Linked DNA regions of Homo sapiens: region 1 is linked to region 2. A link is a loop called in an ENCODE intact Hi-C map of the cell type or tissue named here. Cell type or tissue: gastrocnemius medialis. All regions are shown on one strand. Links, peaks and the distances in the headings refer to the core of each region. The heading gives the core; the rest is flanking DNA.

What was found. Hi-C counts contacts between places; a loop is a spot of excess contacts. Peaks named below come from ENCODE experiments on the same cell type or tissue, not always from the same donor. Only the 100,000 strongest peaks of a DNase experiment are listed, where the experiment ranks them.
Region 1: a loop joins it to region 2, with 18 times the contacts of the local background. A loop is called at or near these places in 2 of 110 quality-filtered maps.

What each region holds. Positions count from the first base shown.
Region 1 is chr16:81,231,904-81,243,217 of GRCh38, forward strand. It overlaps BCO1 (beta-carotene oxygenase 1), which reads left to right and starts at 6,786. Exons shown (of 11, transcript NM_017429.3): 1 at 6,786-7,069. The coding sequence starts at 7,006. In gastrocnemius medialis, for the core only: no CTCF peak of the experiment used is centred there; a DNase peak (open chromatin) is centred at 5,578; H3K4me3 peaks cover 766 bases; H3K27ac peaks cover 2,016 bases.
Region 2 is chr16:81,176,056-81,184,640 of GRCh38, forward strand. It overlaps the pseudogene PKD1L2. Among named protein-coding and RNA genes, the nearest start is that of BCO1, 58 kb to the right of the region's middle. In gastrocnemius medialis, for the core only: no CTCF peak of the experiment used is centred there; a DNase peak (open chromatin) is centred at 5,346; H3K4me3 peaks cover 546 bases; H3K27ac peaks cover 2,343 bases.

The sequences.
Region 1 (11,314 bases), core at 2,875-7,874, 56 kb after region 2:
AAAATTAAGATTGCTACTGACATCCTTGCAAGGATGTGGAGGGATTAAAAGAAAGACTGCTGCTAGAACACTTAGCCCAGTAACCAGCACGTGCAAGCATTCAGATCAGAGGCTGGAGGAGAGCAGGCCAGGAGACAGCTTCTACTGGAACCAACCCCTCATCCCATTCTCCCCACATTAGTGAAAACAACAGAACACAGGGGTCAGGCCTCCATGGGTTCAGAGCAATGCCAGAGCTTTTGAGGGGAAGAGCAGCTGCTGCTTCATGTCGATGGGTTTTCAACATGAAGGCAGTTCTGCAAACCACTGTGAGACACCTTCCCCTTTGGGAAATATATGTCCAGCCTCAGCCTCCAAACAAAAAGAACATCATGAGGGCCAAAAAAGGCAGAGACTGGGTGTCATTAATCACCTCTATTCCCTCAGAGTTTGGCGTGTAGTAGGTGTCAGGTCCAAAAAGGCACAGATTTGTTTTGTTCACTGCTACATTTCCAGCACATAGTAGGTGCTCAATCAATATGTGTTGAATGGGCCAGGGTCGGTGGCTCATGCCTGTAATCTCAACACTTTGGGAGGCCAAGGCAGGTGGATCGCTTGAGCTCAGGAGTTTGGGACCACTTGCCCAATTGCCTGGGCAATATGGCAAAACACCATTTCCACAAAATACAAAAAAATTAGCCTAGAGTGGTGGCACAGGCCTATTGTCCCAGCTATTCAAGAGGCTGAGGTGGGAGGATCACTTGAACATAGGAGGTTGAGGCTGCAGTGAGCTGAGACTGCACCATTGCACTCCAGCCTGGGTGACAGAGTGAGACCCTGTCTCAAAAAAAAAAAAAAAAGGTGTTGAATGCACTGCCTGCAGCGGACACTGTCAGTTGCCTATCCTAGGCCATTCCCTCCTTTTTCCTTGATAATGGAATTCTGACAAGATCCAGGTGGCAATGATGCCACTCCAGGGGTGACTGGGAGGAAATTAAATTAAAGTTTGTCTGAGGAAATTAAAGCGCTCCTGTTCCTCTTTGTTGAGGATTGGTTAGGGGTGGTCATGTGACACAGTTCTATTCAGCCAATGAGGCACAAGAGAAAATCTGCTCAGAGGATTCTGGGAAAGATTTCCCTCCAGCATAAAATGAGAGGTCTACAAAGAAAACTCCTCTTCTGTCCCTGCCTTATCTTCCTGCTTTTCCACATCTCTATGTGAGGCCATGATTTCCCAGGCAACGGCAATCATTCATAACCAGAACTGAACAAGCCAACAGTGAGAAGACAACCTTCTGAGGCTAGAAGTGTGGAAGCCCTTGCTAGGCGAGCTTCCGCGTCAACCAGCATGCCACCTCTCGATGGCTTGATGTCTGCAATAAATGCACATCTTTGGAGTTTCAGCAGATGTTCTGCTACCTGCAGCAAAAGTGTCTTCCCTTACACATTGTGACTTAATGATATTGTTACGGGCTGAATTGTGTTCTGTAAAATTCATACGTTGAAGCCCTAACACCCCATACGGCAGAATGTGACTGTATTTGGAGATAGGGTCGTTAAAAAGGTGATTAAATTAAAATGAGTCCATTAGGTTGGCCCCTGATCCAATATAATTGGTCTCATTACAAGAAGAGGAAATTTGATTGGGCACAGCAGCTTGTGCCTGCAGTCCTAGCTACTCAGGAGGCTGAGGCAGGAGGATGGCTTGAGCCCAGGTGTTTGAGACTGTAGTGAGCTATGATTGCACCACTGCACTCCAGTCTGGGCAACAGAGTGAGACCATGTCTCTTAAATAAATAAATAAAATTTAAAAATGAAAGAAGAGGAAATTCAGACACACCAAGAGACACCAAGGATGTGCGCACAGAGAAAGATGATATGAAGACACAGCAAGAAATCACACCTGCTACCTTCATCTCCCAAACAACCTGATACCTTGTTTTTTTTGTTTGTTTGTTTGTTTGGTTTTTTGTTTGTTTGGTTTCGCTTTTTTGAGACGGAGTCTTACTCTGTTGCCCAGGCTGGAGTGCAGGGGTGCAATCATAGCTCACTGCAGTGTCAAACACACCTGGCTGGAGTGGTGGGATCTCAGCTCACTGCAACCTCTGCCTTGCCACTTCAAGCAATTCTCCTGCCTCAGCCTCCCCAGTAGCTGAGATTACTGGCATGTGCCACGATGCCTGGCTAATTTTGTATGTTTAGTAAAGACGGGGTTTCACGATGTTGGCCAGGCTGGTCTTGAACTCCTGACCTGGGGCAATCCGCTCATCGAGGCCTCCCAAAGTGCTGGGATTACAGGCATGAGCCACCATGCCCAGCCAAAACCTGATACCTTGATCTCAGACTCCTAGCCCCTAGAACTGTGAGAAAAAAAAATTCTGTTGTTTAAGCCACCCAGTCTGTGGCATTTGCTATGGCAGCCCTAGCAAACTTACACAGATATCTATTGTTAGGCTTAATTTATTACCACCATTAGTTTTTTTTGTGGGGGTATTTTTGTATGTGGTGTGTGTTTGTTTGTTTTGAGATAGGGTCTCTGTCGTCCAGGCTGAAGTGAAGTGGTGCAAACATGGCTCACTGCAGCCTCAAACTCCCTGAGCTCAGGCGATCCTCCCACTTCAGCCTCCCAAGTAGCTGGGACCACAGGTGTTTGCCACCACCACCACTGCCAGCTAATTTTTCTATTTTTCATAGAGGCAAGGTCTCGCTGTGTTGCCCAGGCTGGTCTCAGACTTCTGACCTCAAGTGTTCCATCAGCCTCAGCCTCATCCTCCCAAAGTGCTGGGATTACAGGTGTGAGCCACCGTGCCCGGACTCCATTTGTATTTTCAAAAACCTTTATCTTACTATCTAACTGTCCCTTGGGTGCAGTTGGAACCTGGATAAGAGAGCTTGCCCTTTCTCTGATATAAGAATGCAGTGACACCAACCCAAGACCCAAGACTGGTCCTCTCAGGGCCCATCCACCCATTACTTCATTCAGTAAAAATCCAGCAGACACCCATCGTGCGTTGGAGCTGTGTAGAATTGTCAGAGTAAGTACTTTGAAGTCGGGCTGCCTGGCTGTGCCTCCTAATTTGAGCTGCTCCTCACTTTGAGACCGAGGGCAAGCAAGTTATCTTCCCTGTACTCTCTGACCTTGAGAATGGTGGTAGGAACACACATCTCATAGGACTGTGTAAGGCCAGGGTGAGCCAGTGCAGGTAAACTGCTCAGTTGCTTTTCTGAATATGCAAAGATTGACAAGAAGGGAGATCACAGTCATGTTTTGACTCATATATATATATATATATATATATATATATATATATATATATAAATATATATATATATATATATATAAATTATTATTTTTTTTTTGAGACAGATTCTTGCTCTGTTGCCCAGGCTGGAGTGCAGTGGTAGAATCTCAGCTCACTGCAACCTTCACCTGCCAGGTTCAAGCAATTCTCCTGCCTCAGCCTCCCAAGAAGCTGGGATTACAGGTGCACACCACTATACCAGGCTAATTTTTGTATTTTTAGTAGAGACGGGGTTTTACCATATTTGCCAGGCTGGTCTCGAACTCCTGACCTCAAGTGATCTGCCCGCCTCGGCCTCCCAAAGTGCTGGGATTACAGGCTTGAGCCACCGCACCTGGCATGTCTTCACTCATATGGTTTTGTTGTAACCCTTCCAACAAGCCCTGTGACACAGATACTGCCACCCCCATTTTGCCGAGTGAAGTGAGGTTCAGAGAAGTCACGTGACAAAAGCTGCAGGGTTGCTGAATCTCAGAGCTGAGGTCCAAACCCAGGTCTTCTGACCTCTAAGCCCTGAGCTCTTTCTTGCACCGTGGTGGTGTCGTTTTTTTCCCAGAGCCCTTAGAGTATGCCAGACATTCCCATGTAATCCTCACAAGAACGCAGCTTCCACAAGCTAGGAATAAAGAACTCTGACATGGATACACGTGTTTAGACCACACAGCGGGATAAACTGGCAAGTTATTGGAGGTCTTACTGGAAAGGTGGTTCATAGGGAAATGCCCTCTAAGAGAATGGGAGGAAAAGGTAAAGGCATTGTTTGGTAACTGTCTGAGACCAGGTGCTTTTGCTAGACCCTATACAATAGGCTTGAGGTGCTAATATCGTTATGCCTCACTTTATAGTTGAAAAAAAGGAGGCTCAAAGAGGGTAGAATGGCCCAGACACACAGAAAATGGACGAGCTGGCCAGGCGCGATGGCTCACGCCTCTAACCCCAGCACTTTGGGAGGCCAAGGCGGGTGGATCACTTGAGGTCAGGGGTTTCAGAGCAGCCCGGCCAATATGGTGAAACCCCATCTCTACTAAAAATACAAAAATTAGCTGGGGATGGTGGCAGGCACCTGTAATCCCAGCTGCTTGGGAGGATAAGGCAGAAGAATCGCTTGAACCCGGAAGGCAGAGACTGCAGTGAGCCAAGATCACGCCACTGCACTCCAGCCTGGGTGACAGAACGAGACTCCATCTCAAAAAATATAAAAGGATGAGCTGCAATTTTTTTTTTTCTGAGTTGGAGTCTCACTCTGTCACCCACGCTGGAGTACAGTGGCACCATCTTGGCTCACTGCAACCTCCACCTCCTGGTTTCAAGTGATTCTCCTGCCTCAGCCTCTTGAGTAGCTGGGATTACAGGTGCCCATCACCATGCCCAGCTAATTTTTGTATTGTATTTTTAGTAGAAACGAGGTTTCACCATGTTGGCCAGGTAGGTCTTGAACTCCTGACCTCAGGTGATCTGCCTGCCTTGGCCTCCCAAAGTGATGGGATTATAAGCATGAGCCACCATGCCTAGCCAATCAGCTATAATTTAAATTTAGTTTCAACTCAGGCATGTAGCATCTTTCCTCTGGGTCAGGTCTTCTCAACTCCTGCTGCACACATGTAGGTACTTTTTATTATTTTTTTAATTATTATTATTATTTTGAGACGGAGTCTTGCTCTGTCGCCCAGGCTAGAGTGCAGTGGCGCGATCTCGGCTCACTGCAAGCTCTGCCTCCTGGGTTCACGCCATTCTCCTGCCTCAGGCTCCCGAGTAGCTGGGACTACAGGCACCTGCCACCACGCCCGGCTAATTTTTTGTATTTTTAGTAGAGACGGGGTTTCACGGTGTTAGCCAGGATGGTCTTGATCTCCTGACCTCGTGATCCGCCCGCCTCTGCCTCCGTATGTTTTATTTTTGAGATAAGGGCTTGCTTTGTTGCCCAGGCTGGAGTCCAGTGCTGCTATCACAGTTCACTGCAGCCTCAACCTCCCAGACTCAAGTGATCCTCCCACCTCAGCCTCCCAAGTAGTTGGGACTACAGGCACGCACCACCATGCCCAGCTAATTTTTTTTGGTAGAGACGGAGCCTCAATATGTTGCCTAGGCTGGTCTTAATTCCTGGGCTCAAGTGATCCTCCCGCCTTGGCCTCCGAAAGTGCTAGGATTACAGGTGTGAGCCACTACACCCGGCCAACATAAAAAAAAAAAACTGATGGCTGAGATCCACCTTCAGAGATTCTGCGTCAGTGGGTCTGGAGTGAGGCCCAGCACTGATACATTTAGTACTGCCAATCAGGTGATTCCAATGTGTGCCAGGGCGGAAGCACAGCCAGACCACACAGCTGTCAGGAATGAACGGCCCAAGGTGCTGGCATGTGCTCTCAGCCCAGACCGGACCATCATTATTCTCAGCTGGGTTGCATAAAGGCCAGTGCCACTGCCTTTTCTTACTCTACCCACAGAGCAAATGACTGGTTCTTTCTTTAAGCAAAATACGTTAAGATGAGTTCATTAACTTCAATCAGTGCATATAGCAAGTTGAATACGAATTTCAGGCAATGGCAACACACGAAGATACACGAATAATAGGGAAGCTCAGATCAAATTCAGGCATTGTTTTGCCCTCTTGATAGGCCAGGAAGTTGAAGTTTCTTTTTAACTATTCTGTTTACTTATTTATTTTTTGAGACAGAGTCTCACTCTGTGGCCGAGGCTGGAGTGCAGTGGTGCCATCTCAGCTTACTGCAATGTCTGCCTCACAGGTTCAAGCGATTTTCCTGCCTCAGCCTCCTTAGCATCTGGGATTGCAGGCGTCTTCCACCACGCCTGGATAATTTTTGTATTTTTAGTAGAGACAGGATTTCGCCGTGTTGGCCAGGCTGGTCTCGAACTCCTGACCTCAAGTGACCCGCCAACCATGGCCTCCCAAAGTTCTGGGATTACAGGCATGAGCCACCACTCCTGGCCCGTCTTTTTTACTATTCTTTATAGTTTCTGAGAAAAGCCTTTGGTTCCCGTTCGTTATTTTTTAAATAGGTACATGAAACATTTTATGTCTCCTTCTTCCAAAAAGAAAATAATGAATTAAGTGGCTCTTTATGTATGATTATTAGAGGGGAGCATCGGGGCCTTTACTAAAAACAAAACAAAATGTAAAACCTTTCCCGTCTCTGCTGAAGGGGTTCCCTGCTGTGCAGCAGACATTCAGTGATCACAGAGCTTAGCTCAAGTTTCTCCTAATTCCCAGCACCTCTGATTCCCAGCATCTCTTCTTGTTCTGATCATAAACAACTCCAGCTCTTGGATTACGTCGGGCAACATAACAGCAGGCACGGAATTCTCTCTGCTTATTTAGAACCTAGTCTGAAGCAAGCTTTTTTTTTTTTTTGGTTAAGTCAAAAGTGAAACTGGAGAGGGAAAGCTGAGGGAACAATAAGAGGATTAAAGATTAGCTATGACACATGGCTTGGAAATTAACCTTTAACCAAACATCTTATAAGTAACGCCAGCGCAGCTTCCCTTGTGAATGTAAAGAGATCCAGGGCTCTTGGAGAGGGACAAGTGAGAGCCAGCCAAAAAGGAAAAAGCAAAGGCAGAAACGGCATCAGGAGAGACAGAGATGTGAAGGAGGGAAGGAGCAGGAGAGCAGGAAGGAAACGCAGGAGGAGGGAGCAGCATCTCCTGTGAACACAGAGGAGCACCTGTTTGCTGTTAAAATCGATCTCCCTCGGCACCCTGAGCAATGGATATAATATTTGGCAGGAATAGGAAAGAACAGCTGGAGCCTGTGAGGGCCAAAGTGACAGGTGAGCATTCTGATAAACACTGGGCTCTTTCTTCTATTTATTTTATTATTTTTTTTTTTTTTGAGGCGGAGTCTCGCTCTGTCGCCCGGGCTGGAGTCCAGTGGCTTGATCTCGGCCCACTGCAACCTCTGCCTCCTGGGTTCAAACGATCCTCCCACCACAGCCTCCCGAGTAGCTGAGATTACAGGCACCCACCACCAAGCCCGGCTAATCTGTGTGTTTTTAGTAGAGACGGGGTTTCAGCATGTTGGCCAGGCTGGTCTCGAACTCCTAGCCTCAAGTGATCCACCCACCTCGGCCTCCGAAAGTGCTAGGATTACAGGGGTGAGCCACTGCACCTGGCTTCTTCCTTGTGTTTAGATGGACACTATTTTTTCCTGATGATATAAGTAATACTAATTGTAAATTACTTTTGGAAAGTCTGGAAAACAGTACAGAGAGGGGACACATTTTCTGTGAAAATCTAGGTATTCTTTTACACATTATAACTCCGTTTGCAAAGGGAGGAGAGTCAGTCTCACTGTTCCCAGGAAAAAAGCATTGGAATGCCCCAGTGGGTACATAGACAATGGGATTAATCTGCAAACTGCTGCCTGTCTCAGATGCATGATGTATTTGTGCAAATGTATGCATTCTAAATTAGTTTCAAAATGCTTAGAGGGGCGTGCATGAGCTCCCACGCATGCACATCCACCACGCACACTTGCAGGGGATTGCAGAGTCTGATGTGATTTTCTCTCAGGAACTCACAGGTGTGAGCTCCTGCAGAGCCTATAGGAGTAGGACCTTCTATCCTTTAGAGGCTCTGTGTTTCGCTTAATCTTTTATATCTCTTTTTCCTCCTCTTTTGAGTTGCCACTTTCCTGGTACCATTTCGACTCTAAAGGGCAGTTCCTGGTTCTGGACTCCCGGGTCCCCAGAGTGGTGCTCGCTCAGTTTTAAGAACAGCTGAGTCAGCTCAGGCCTGCAGGCATTTTCATCTGCTAGATGGACTGGAATTGTTCATAAGGAGAGGACAACTGTGAGTGATTTTCGTGAGAACATCAGATTGAAGCTTTTCAACTGAGCAATTGCCTTGGGAGTCTTTTGAAACAAAAAAAAAATAGCTTTTATGTATATATTTTCCTGGTTACAAAGGTAAGGCACAATCTATAGCTATCAATCTGTATATATATATAGCTGTATGTATATTAAATTATATATAAATTAATTAGGAGTGCAAATGAGAACATGGAAGGAAATAAAATCAGCTGTATTTTGAAATCTCTTAACCACTATTAATATTTGGGTCTATTTCCTTTAACTTTTTAAAACATAGGTAGATCAATTGATAGATTACTATATTTGTAAACAGTTTTTCAAAAAGCAAATGTATACTATTACATTTTTATTTTTTTTCTCAATTTGACTGTTCATCTGTACATATTTTATTTTTTAAAAAGACACCCCACGGCCAGGTGCGGTGGCTCACGCCTGTGGTCCCAGCACTTTCGGAGGCCAAAGAGGGTGGATCACTTGAAGCCAGGAGTTTGAGACCAGCCTGGCTAACATGGCGAAATCCCTCTCTACTAAAAATACACAAATTAGCCAGGGGTGGTGGCATGCACCTGTAGTCCCAGCTACTCAGGAGGATGAGGTAGTAGAATTGCTTGAACCCCGGAGGCAGAGGTTGCAGTGAGCTGAGATCGTGCCACTGCACTCTGGCCTTGGCAAGAGTGAGACCCTGTCTCAAAAATAAATAAATAAAAAAAAACCAGGCACCCCAGCCTGGCCAACCTGGTATGGTGAAACACTGTCTTTATTATTTGGTTGGTGCAAAAATAATCGCGGTTTTTGCCATTACTTTCAATGCATTTAATTTTAATTTTTTTTTTTTTTTGAGAAGGAGTTTCACTCTTGTTGCCCAGGCTGGAGTGTAATGGCGCGATCTCGGCTCACCACAACCTCTGCCTCCTGGGTTCAAGCGATTCTTCTGCCTCAGCCTCCCAAATAGCTGGAATGACAGGCATGCACCACCACACCCGGCTAATTTTGTATTTTTAGCTGAAACAGGGTATCTCCATGTTGGTCAGGCTGGTCGCAAACTCCCAACCTCAGTTGATCCGCCCGTGTTGGCCTCCCAGAGTGCTGGGATTATAGGCGTGAACCACCATGCCCGGCCTGAAATTTTATTTTAAATAAAAATACAAAAATTAGCCAGGCATGGTGGTGCATATCTATAAGCCCAGCTCCTCAGGAGACTGGGCATGAGAATCACTTGAACCCAGGAGGCAGAGGTTGTAGTGAGCCAAGATCGCACCACTGTACTCCAGCCTGGGCAACAGAGTGAGACTCTGTCTCCAAAAGAAAACAAAAAGGCACCTATGATACCTACCTTTTCGTGCCCTGGAATATTTTGTACCCTTTACACCTCATGTTTAATGACTGCATGAAATCCTTGGAAATGTTAGAAAACATGAATTCTAGAACACGAGAGGCTGAGTGAGCCCCAAAGATCAGCAGCGGTTCTCAAAGGGGTGGCCCCGGACCTGCAGCATAAGCATCACCTGGGTGCTGGGTAGAAATAAACATCCTTGGGCCCTACCCAGACCCACGGGGTCAGACACTTGGGGGGTGGAGCTCAGCAAGCTGTGTGTTCACAAGCCCTCAGGCGATTCCAAAGGTAAGAACCATTCCTCTACATCAAGCCTCCCTATTGACAGATGGGAAACTGAGGCAGAGGGGCAGTGACTTGCCAAGGCCAGGCAGCCTGCAGAGAACAGGCCTCCTGACTCTCCGTCCAGGCCTGGGTTGAGCCTAATCAGTTGGTGACATCCATGGGCAAACAGCTAACTAAAAACTGTGCCTGGGTTGACACGTCCATGCAGGGAGCACATGCAAAGGTTTTGGCTTTGTAACTGGCTGTGCCGACACACGTGTGTTCTGAGACCTCTTTGGCAACTTAAGCATTTCCTGCCTCAGTGTTCTTTTCTGTTTGATGAATGTAGCCTGGCACCTCCCACATAGGGTTGCTGCAACGATTAAGTGGTTTAATCCACCTAGAACACAGTGGCTGGTGTATGAATGCATGTAAGTGTTCTTGTCCTATCTAGGGCTTTAATTATATTCTCAGATGCCTCTCTCCCTGCTCTTTCTCAAGCCTGCCCCCTCTCCTGTGCCCTGGGTGCCTGTGCCTGGCGCCACGATTATGTAGGTGCCCAAGGCAAGAGACTTGGCTGTCTTTTTTTTTTTTTTTTTTTTTTTTTGAGGCGGAGTTTCACTCTGTCGCCCAGGCAAGAGTGCAATGGCGCAATCTTCGGCTCACTGCAATCTCCTCCTCCTAGGTTCAATCGATTCTCCTGCCTCAGCCTCCCCAGTAGCTGGGATTACAGGCACCCACCACCACACCCAGCTAATTTTTGTATTTTCAGTAGTGACGGGGTTTCACCATATTGGCCAGGCTAGTCTCAAACTTCTGACCTCGAGTGATCCATCCGCCTTGGCCTCCCCTAGTGCTAGGATAACAGGCCTGAGCCACCGCGCTGGCCTCGGCTGTCATTTTTCAGTGCTCCACTGCACATCCCCCTGTATTTAGTCAAATAGAGGCCCATCAGTTCTGTGTGTTCCATCTATCTTTGTTCATCCATTTCTCTCCATCCCTGTGGAATCCCCGGGTCCTCTCTCTGGTCTTCCTGCCTCTCTCAGGGAATTTCCCAGTCCACAATCCACACCATGGGTGGAGACAACCTTCGAAGCTCCAAGTTCCTATTCCATTTATAACAGGGGTCCCCGACCCTCGAGCCGTGGACCAGTACCAGTCTGTAGCCTGTTAGGAACCGGGCCGCACAGCATTACGGCCCGAGTTCTGCCTCCTCTCAGATCGGTGGCATTAGATTCTCATATGAGTGCAAACCCTACTGTGAGCGTGAACCCTGTCGTGAACTGCACATAGGAGGGATCTAGGTTGTGCGCTCCTTATAAGAATCGACCCCTCAACCCCACCATCCATGGAAAAATTATCTTCCACAAAACCAGTCCCTGGTGCCAAAAAGTTTGGGGACCACTGATCTATATGGAATCCAGAACAGGCAAATCCATAGGAAAGAAGATGGGTGCCTGCCAGGGGCTGGGGTAAGGGGAGAAGGGGGAGTGACAGCTAATGCATAAGGGAGATGGCTTTTTGGAGTGATGAAATGTTCTGGAATTAGGTGATGGTTGCGCAACATTGTGAATACACTAGAACCCCCTGAACTGTACATTTTAAAA
Region 2 (8,585 bases), core at 2,572-7,571:
AGAGGAAGAAAAAGAAGGAGGAGGAGGAGGAGGAGCAACAATGACAACTTAAAACTTAGCTCAGGGGCGAGGAGTTCAAGACCAGCCTGGGCAAATTAGGAAGACGTTGTTTCTACAAAAAAAAGTAAAAATTAGGTCTCGAACTCCTGACCTCAGGTGATCCACCCACCTTAGCCTCCCAAAGTTCCTGGGATGACTGACATGAGCCACCACGCCCAGCCTGGGACTCGTTTTTATGTAGCCACACTTTCCTGCCTCCGTGCTCACTTGGATGATGGGGGAGAGGTACTAAAGAGGAATAGCCTATTGGAATTAGGGCAGCTGTCCTGGCCTTTCCCTCTGGCGGGACGCAGTTTGAAATAACATCCACTTACCTTGCTTGAACTTTTTCCTTTCAGACTCAGCCCCATTCACAGCCCTCTTAACGGTGATGCATTTCCACATCTATTAGACAGGGCGCTCGTGAAAACTACACTCTCTTAGGTATTACAATAGCTGACGTGCACTTTCCCTAATCAAGGTGTAGTGTTTATGCCGTTGTGATGTTTGATGCTGGATTTGGGGGACCATCCTGGCAACACTACTGGTGGCTGACTTTGGTGGAAATTTACAATCTGATTAGAGCATTTTCAGAGCACAGAATGACAAAGCTCTCCCGGGCGTGTGGCTTACATCTGTAATCCCAGCACTTTGGGAGGCCGAGGCAGGCAGATCACCTGAGGTCAGGAGTTTGAGACTAGCCGGGCTAACATAGTGAAACCCCATCTCTACTAAAAATACAAAAATTAGCCGGGTGTGGTGGCGGGCACCTGTAATCTCAGCTACTCGGGAAGCTGAGGCAAGAGAATCGCTTGAACCCGGGAGGCTGAGGTTGCAGTGGGCCGAGATCGTGCCACCACACTCCAGCCTTGGCAACAAGGCAAAACTCTGTCTCAAAAAAAAAAAAAAAAAAAGAAGAAGCCAAAGCCCAGTGGGTGGAGATCAGGGCTCAGATGAGCCCTCCAAGGACCAATCACTCTCCAAATGGAAGAATAAATGCAATGTGAGTGGCTCCCTCATCTCTCCTGCTAATGCCCTGTGGCTGTCCTGGGGTGTGAGTGGTTAGGGTGAAAGCAGGGAGACTGTGTAGGGTTTTATGCATTGTGGATGGGGTCTTCCATGTTTGTCACCTGTACACCTTTGCAAAAATGTTCTTTCAGTTCAGCTAGTCCTGCAATTATCACCCATTCCCTGGGGCTGCTTGCAAAGCAGCGTCAATGAAATTGTTGAAGATTCTGTTAACCAGACCCATCTCTGTCTTCCTGAATAGCTCCAGGCTTCTGGGAGTCCCAGCTACTACAAGTGTGTGTGTGTGTGTGTGTGTGTGTGTGTGTGTGTGTGTGTGTGTGTGTGTGTGTGTGTGTGTGTGGTGAGCAGGGGTTGGGGGATGGTGTCTTGGTGGTGGCCCCACATGGTCATACTTTTGGGTATCCTCGTTCATTTCACTCCATCACTGTCCCCCACGCCAGGGCAATGGATTTTGGCTTCCAGTTGTGGAAGAGCTATTGATGAGACCTTCTTCTCATGTCTCTGTGGACTGATGGCTGAGTCAGTGTCTTGAGGCTAGGGGTTGAGGTTTAGGGGAGCCCTCATCCTACCAACCTCTCTCGCACACGGAACATATTCTTTGCAGCTCCCAGAGAGAACAGGCCCCTGTTCTGCAAGAAGATGAGCCCAGGAGCTGAGGGAAGAGCAGAGTCTTCAGCCGGTACCTGATTCCAGACAGAAGCAGAACTCCAGGGGTCCCAGGGCTGTGGAGGCGTTGCAGAAGATGGCAAAGCTCGTCAGAACGGTGCCCTCCTCTGGGGCAATAGTGCAGGCAGGCACCTCACGGGGAGGCACAGTGCTGATCACATAGGTGTCCTCCCCATAGGCATGCCTGGTCAGTGCTGGGAGTAAAGAGAGATCATGTTCAGGGGGCCACGTGGGGCCCACAAACTCCATCCTGCTGTTAGATTGCCCCCTGAGCTCATTAAACACAAAGATTCTTGGGCTCTACTTCAAACCCAGAACTTCAGACATCTCTGGATCTGGGAAGAGCCCAGAAATGTACATATCTAACAATTAAACAATGAAACCCCAAAACAACTCCCCCTGATGCAAGGGATCCCAGGGCCTCACTTTGAGAAACTGGGCAGAGATAGGGGAAGATAATTAGACAGACCTGAGCTTGAATTTTAGTTCTGCCATTTGTTAACCGAGTGACCTCAGACTTGACCTTTTCTTTTCCAATTTTGTTTTCCTAATTTTTTTTCTTTTTAGAGATAGGGTCTTGCACTGTCACCTAGGCTAGAGTCCAGTGGTGCAATCATAACTTACTATAGCCTTGAACTCCTACACTTAAGTGATTCCACTGCCTTGGCCTCTCGAGTCAGCTAGAACCACAGGAGTACACCATTACGGCTGGCTAATTTTCTAATTTTTGTAGAGACAGGGTCTCGCTCTGTTGCCAGGGCTGGTCTTGAACTCCTGGCCTCAAGGGATCCTCCCGCCTCAGCCTCCCAAAGTGCTGGGATTACAGGCATAAGCCACTGGACCCGGGCTGAGAACTTGACCTTTTTGAGAGTCAGTTCCTCATCTGTAGAATGAGGCTGATGATAATAGCTTCCGCACAAAGATCTTGTGAGGTGGGAGTATGCTGGGAAAATGCTCAAGATCACAGAGCCAGGAAAGACCAGAACCAGGATCCGGAAACAGGCTGAGCCCACCCCGAAGCCCACACTCTTCCCAGGCGCCGAGATCACTGTTAAGAGCCACGAGTGGACCTGCAGTCACATCCCACATCACCTGGAGTAGCCACCTACATTTTCAGAGAGCGCATGCCTGGAAGAGCTGGGCATAAAGAGAATTTGAACCCATAAAAACTCATTCCTTGGCCTAGACCCAATTCGGAAAGTTTGGGGTGGACCCAAGAGTGTGCATGTTTAACTAATTCCTTGTTTATCCTGATGTGCATGGTCTGTGGGCCACTTCGGGAAAAATGGAAGCAAAGCAATCCTTCCTAAAAAGAATCATCACCTCCATTGTTTGTGTGTTTGAGAATCTATGTTTCTCACACAGGGCTTGTTTTAAACGAGAAGCCCTGAACAATCCTGGCAGGGTGTACAGGTTGCACGACCCCAGAATGACCTGCTTGTAACACTGGGGTTATCTCATTCATCCTGCAAAATAACCATTCTGAGGCAGGCATTTCGATTATCCCAGTTTATATGTCAGGAAACTGAGGCATAGAGAGGCGAAATCCTCTGCCTAGAGTCTCCCACGTAGAAAGCGGAAGTGGTGCGATTTACACCAGAGCCTGCGCTGTGGCCTCTGCACTAAGCTGATGCCCTGGCTGGGTATGGTGACTCACAGCTGCCATCCCAGCACTTCAGGAGGCTGGGACAGGAGGATCGTTTGGCTCCAGGAGTTCAGGACCAGACTGGGCAACATAGTGAGATCACATCTCTCTATTTCAATATTTAAAAGAAAAATAAACTGACACCCAATATCTGAGTGTTTCTGGGTTTATCTGGGTTCCCTGAGAGGAGATAAAAGGGAGGTTTCGCACCTGTGGCTCTGATTCGGATGACCTCTCCCCGGGACTGCAGAAACGAGCTGTTCAACAGCAACGTGGAGGTGTTGCTCTGGAGGAGGGTTAAGGACCTTGGCCAAAATCCTCTGAGTCTGCAGGCATCCAGGAGGGGCTCAGCCTGAAAGACAGGATGGCCCAGGGCTGCTGACGCTACAGCCAGGCCACAGGACTGCAGCAGGACAGTGGCTTCTGGGTGCTAGACAGCCTTTCAGATTTATTACTGATGAACGGAGGACAGGCAGCCCCAGCTCCCCAAGAAGTCACCTGGAATATACACTTTCCAGCCTCACTGCGGTGTCTGTCTTAGATTGGGCTCCCCGGAAGCAGAGCCTGAGATGGGGATTTGTGTGCAGGTTATTTATTTGTTTATTTTTGAGCCAGGCACAGTGGCTCACACCTCTAATCCCAGCACTTTGGGAGGCTGAGGTGGGTGGATCATCTGAGCTCAGGAGTTCAAGACCAGCCTGGCCAACATGGGGAAACTCTGTCTCTACTAAAAATACGAAAATCAGCCGGGCATGGTGTTATGTGCCTGTAATCCTGGCTACTTGGGAGGCTGAGGCAGGAGAATTGCTTGAACCCAGGAGGCAGAGGTTGCAGTGAGCTGAGATTGTGTCATTGTACTCCAGCCTGGGTGACAGAGTGAGACTCTGTCTCAAAAAAAAAAAAAAATTAAAAAGAAAATATTTTTGAGACGGAGTCTCACTCTGCTGCCCAGGCTAGAGTGCAGTGTATGATCTCTGTGCACTGCAACCTCTGCCTCCCAGGTTCAAGTCATTCTCCTGCCTCGGCCTCCCAAGTAGATAGAATTATAGGCACGCATCACCATACCCCGCTAATGTTTTCGTATTTTTAGTAGAGACGGGGTTTCACCATGTTGGCCAGGCTGGTCTCAAACCCCTGACCTCAGGTGATCTGCCTGCCTCGGCCTCCCAAAGTGTTGGGATTAAAGGCTTGAGCCACCATATCCAGCCTTGTGTGCAGGTTATTGATGGAAGGAGGATTCACAGGGAAAAGCAGTGCAGAGAGGGAAACAGCAGAGAACAAAACAAGGCAAAAAACAGTTACTGGAGGCATCCAGCCTCTGCCTGGTCACACGGAGAGCCCTGAAGTGTAAGTTGCACAACTGAAATCACCCTACCTGGGGACAGAGAAGCTGGGCTATTAGACCCTCCACCCATCAGTCGTTGGCCAATGGTCAGGCCACAAAAGCTGGAGTTAGGATCGTCCGCCTGGGAAGCAGGACTTTTGCTGAGATGCCAAGAGCACCCGCTGCAAAGTTTCTCCAGAGCTTATGCTCCTTTGTGCCCATTTGCCCTGCTGTCAATTCCCTGATTTTCTCCCCAGCCCAATACCCTGAGTCCCACACCACAGGCTCTGAATGGAATTGACCCAACCCTGGCCCAGTACCGGGCATGCGACACGGGTGTGCTGAAAGCGCAAGGGAGATTTCCATTCTTGAGTGGTTGTCACTGTGCTCACCTGCTCTGTTGGGGTGTTGTCCAAATACCAGCTGAACATAGCCACTGGAGAGTCCTCCCCCATGGTGACCCTGAGCAGAATGTCTTTGCTGGCATTAACTGGCCTGCAGTTCCTCTCACAGCTGAAAGGCAGACAGAGGACAGAGTGAGGAAGCTCCCCGAGGCATTGCTATCATCTGGATGTTTGTCCCCTGAAACCTCATGTTGAAATATGATCCCCAATGTTGGAGGCGGGGCTTCATGGGAGGTGTTTGGGTCATGGGGTTGGATTCCTCATGACTGGATGAATGCCTCCCTCGGGAGCGAGTTCTTGCTCTATTAGTCACCACCGGAGCTGGTTGCTAAAAAGATGGCCGGGAGCAGTGGCTCACGTCTGTAATCCCAGCACTTTGAGAGGCCCAGGCGGGCAGATCATGTGAGGTTAGGAGTTTGAGACCAGCCTGGCCAACATGGTGAAACCCTGTCTCTACTAAAAATACAAAAATTAGTGGGATGTGGTGGTGGGTGCCTGTAGTCCCAGCTACTCGGGAGTCTGAGGCAGGAGAATCATTTGAACCAGGGAGATGGAGGTTGCAGTGAGCCAAGATCACACCACTGCACTCCAACCTGGGTGACAGAGTAACACTCCATCTCCAAAAAAAAAAAAAAAAAAAAAGAGCCTGGCACCTCCCACCCTTCTCTGCACACACCAGGTCCCCTTCATCTTTCACTGTAAGTGGAAGCAGCCTGAGGCCCTTATCAGATACAGATGTCCAGTCTTGGATTTTCCAACCATAAGAATCATGAGCCAAATAAATCTCTTTTCTTCTTTCTTTTCTTTTTCTTTTCTTTTTTTTTTTTTTTTTGAGACAGAGTCTCGCTCTGTCGCCCAGGCTGCAGTGCAGTGGCGCGATCTTGGCTCACTGCAACCTCTGCCTCCCAGATTCAAGCAATTCTCCTGCCTCAGCCTCCTGAATAGCTGAGATTACAGACAGGCACCACCATACCCAACTAATTTGTATTTTCAGTAGAGACAGCGTTTTGCTGTGTTGGCCTGGCTGGTCTTGAACTCTTGGCTTCAAGTGATCCACCCGCCTCAACCTCCCAAAGTGCTGGGATTACAGGCATGAGCCACTGCGCCCAGCCAACCATTTTTCTGTATAAATTACCTAGCCTCAGATATTCCTTTATAACAATGCAAAATGGGCCGGGCGCGGTGGCTCACACCTGTAATCCCAGCACTTTGGGAGGCCGAGGCTGGTGGATCACGAGGTCAGGAGATCGAGACCATCCTGGCTAACACGGTGAAACCCCGTCTCTACTAAAAATACAAAAAATTAGCCAGGCGTGGTGGCAGGCGCCTGTAGTCCCAGCTACTCGGGAGGCTGAGGCAGGAGAATGGCGTGAACCCGGGAGGCGGAGCTTGCAGTGAGCCGAGATAGCGCCACTGCACTCCGGCCTGGGTGAAAGAGCAAGACTCCGTCTCAAAAAAAAAAAAAAAAAAAAAAAAAATGCAAAACGGACTCAGACAGGCATTGTGACCACTGGCCTGGTCTTTTGTCCAGTCCTTCTCAAGTCCTTTGAGAGGGTAGGAAATGGCCCTTTTTCAAATTAAAGATGGAATAAAAGCCGCCCCTGCCCCAACCAACACTGGGACGTAGCCTTGGTTGTGAAGATGGACTGAGTCATGGCCTGACTGAATTCCCATGTCATTCACTGACAGCGTAATGATACGGAAGGTGAATGAGGCTGAGACAGGACCTGGGTTCTAATCCTGTCCTTGTCACTTATGAAGGGTCACCTTGTGTGCATCACTTAAACTTTTTTTTTTTTTTTTTTTTTTTTTGAGACTGAGTCTCACTCTATCGCCCAGGCTAGAGTGCAGTGGCACGATCTCGGCTCACTACAACCTCCACCTCCTGGTTCAAGAGATTCTCCTGCCTCAGCCTCCCGAGTAGCTGGGATTATAGGCGCTCACCACCATGCCCGGCTAACGTTTGTATTTTTTTAGTAGAGACAGGGTTTCACTGTGTTGGCCAGGCTGGTCTTAAACTCCTGACCTCAGGTGATCCGCCCGCCTCGGCCTCCCAAAGTGCTGGGATTACAGGTATGAGCCACCATGCCCAGCCGAATCACTTAAACTCTCTAAGCCTCAGTTTCCTCACCTGCAAAATGAGGGGATAGCCTAGATAATTTCTGTGATTCTTTTTAGTTCAGATAATAGTAAACTAATGCTGTGGTTCAACAGCACGCCTGCCATGCACACATTACTTCCATTGTCTCTAGCTTGTCCAATGCTCACAATAGCCCTATGAGTGACATATTAGCATCCCCACATCACAGGTGAGCTAACCAGGCCCCGAGAGCTTATGTGATTTGTCCTAAGTGATGTAACTTCTAAGTGGGCAGATAGAATGTGAACCATCGTGTCTGGATCCAAACTCTTGGCCTTCTCTATAATGTCTCTGTGAAGGCCAAAGCAACTCCATTTCAGATGCTAATCTGCCACGTTGACTACTGATTAACCCCAATTCCAGGAATGCCTCTAAGATTTCTATTCTCTCTACAGTTCTTTGTGTAAGAGCATGTACTTACTATGAGTGCTGCCCTGAAAGAGATTCACATAGTATTCTTACCTTTCCCTACGACTGTCCTACACATTCCTTTCCTATGGTATATAAGCCCTGGTTCTGGCGGGTAATGGCGCTGGCTTTCACCATCTTGTCTTGCAGCTGCCCTAGACATCATGGTTTCTGTTCGCAAGTCTCAATTAAATGTTTCTTTCTAAGAAACTAAATTTGTCAGCTTCTTTCTCTGGCCTCTCTGCTTCCTCGAACTTTGCGGGAAGGTTTGCATAGACCTGCCCTCCACAGGACGGTCCCCCAGTTTCCCCTTTGGTCTGAACTTGATGACAGCTCTTGAACTTCCTACTTATCTCCTCATGTCTGCCCTAGTCCAAGTGTGCAGGACATTCTCTATCTGCCTCTCCAATCCAGTCTCCTCCCACGTGCGGCTCTGACCTGGGAGACTGAGCTCTATACACTGCATCACCCAAGCTGCCACACCCTCCAGCTTCTAACTGGGTCCAGCCAATGGGAACCATTGATAGAGGATTGGAGGGTGAGAGGAGAGAGTTTGGGGAATTTATTCACGGCTTTCCCTGCTCTTTTCCCTGATGGGCTGCAGGTGAGAGATGCTGTGCTTCTCCAACCAAGGCCACAGCTCCCTACGTATGTAGTCCTGCCTAATCTTACCTCTGCATTCCTGGGGGTGATAATGGCTTCCCTTGGTTGTAGTCCTGCCTTGTCGCCCCTGCTTCATTGCCTTATACCTGCCCTCACCTGTAAATAGTCCCTTCATCAGCTCTCTTCCATTCATTCCTGGTTTGGCTGAGCCATCAGCTTCCTGCAGGGACTGGCTGATAGTCCAAGCAAACTTGACCTCCTACCTTGACTCCTGCAAGAGCCTGGGCAATCTCCCTGGGTCTTCTCTTGCCCTCTTCCAAGTCATTC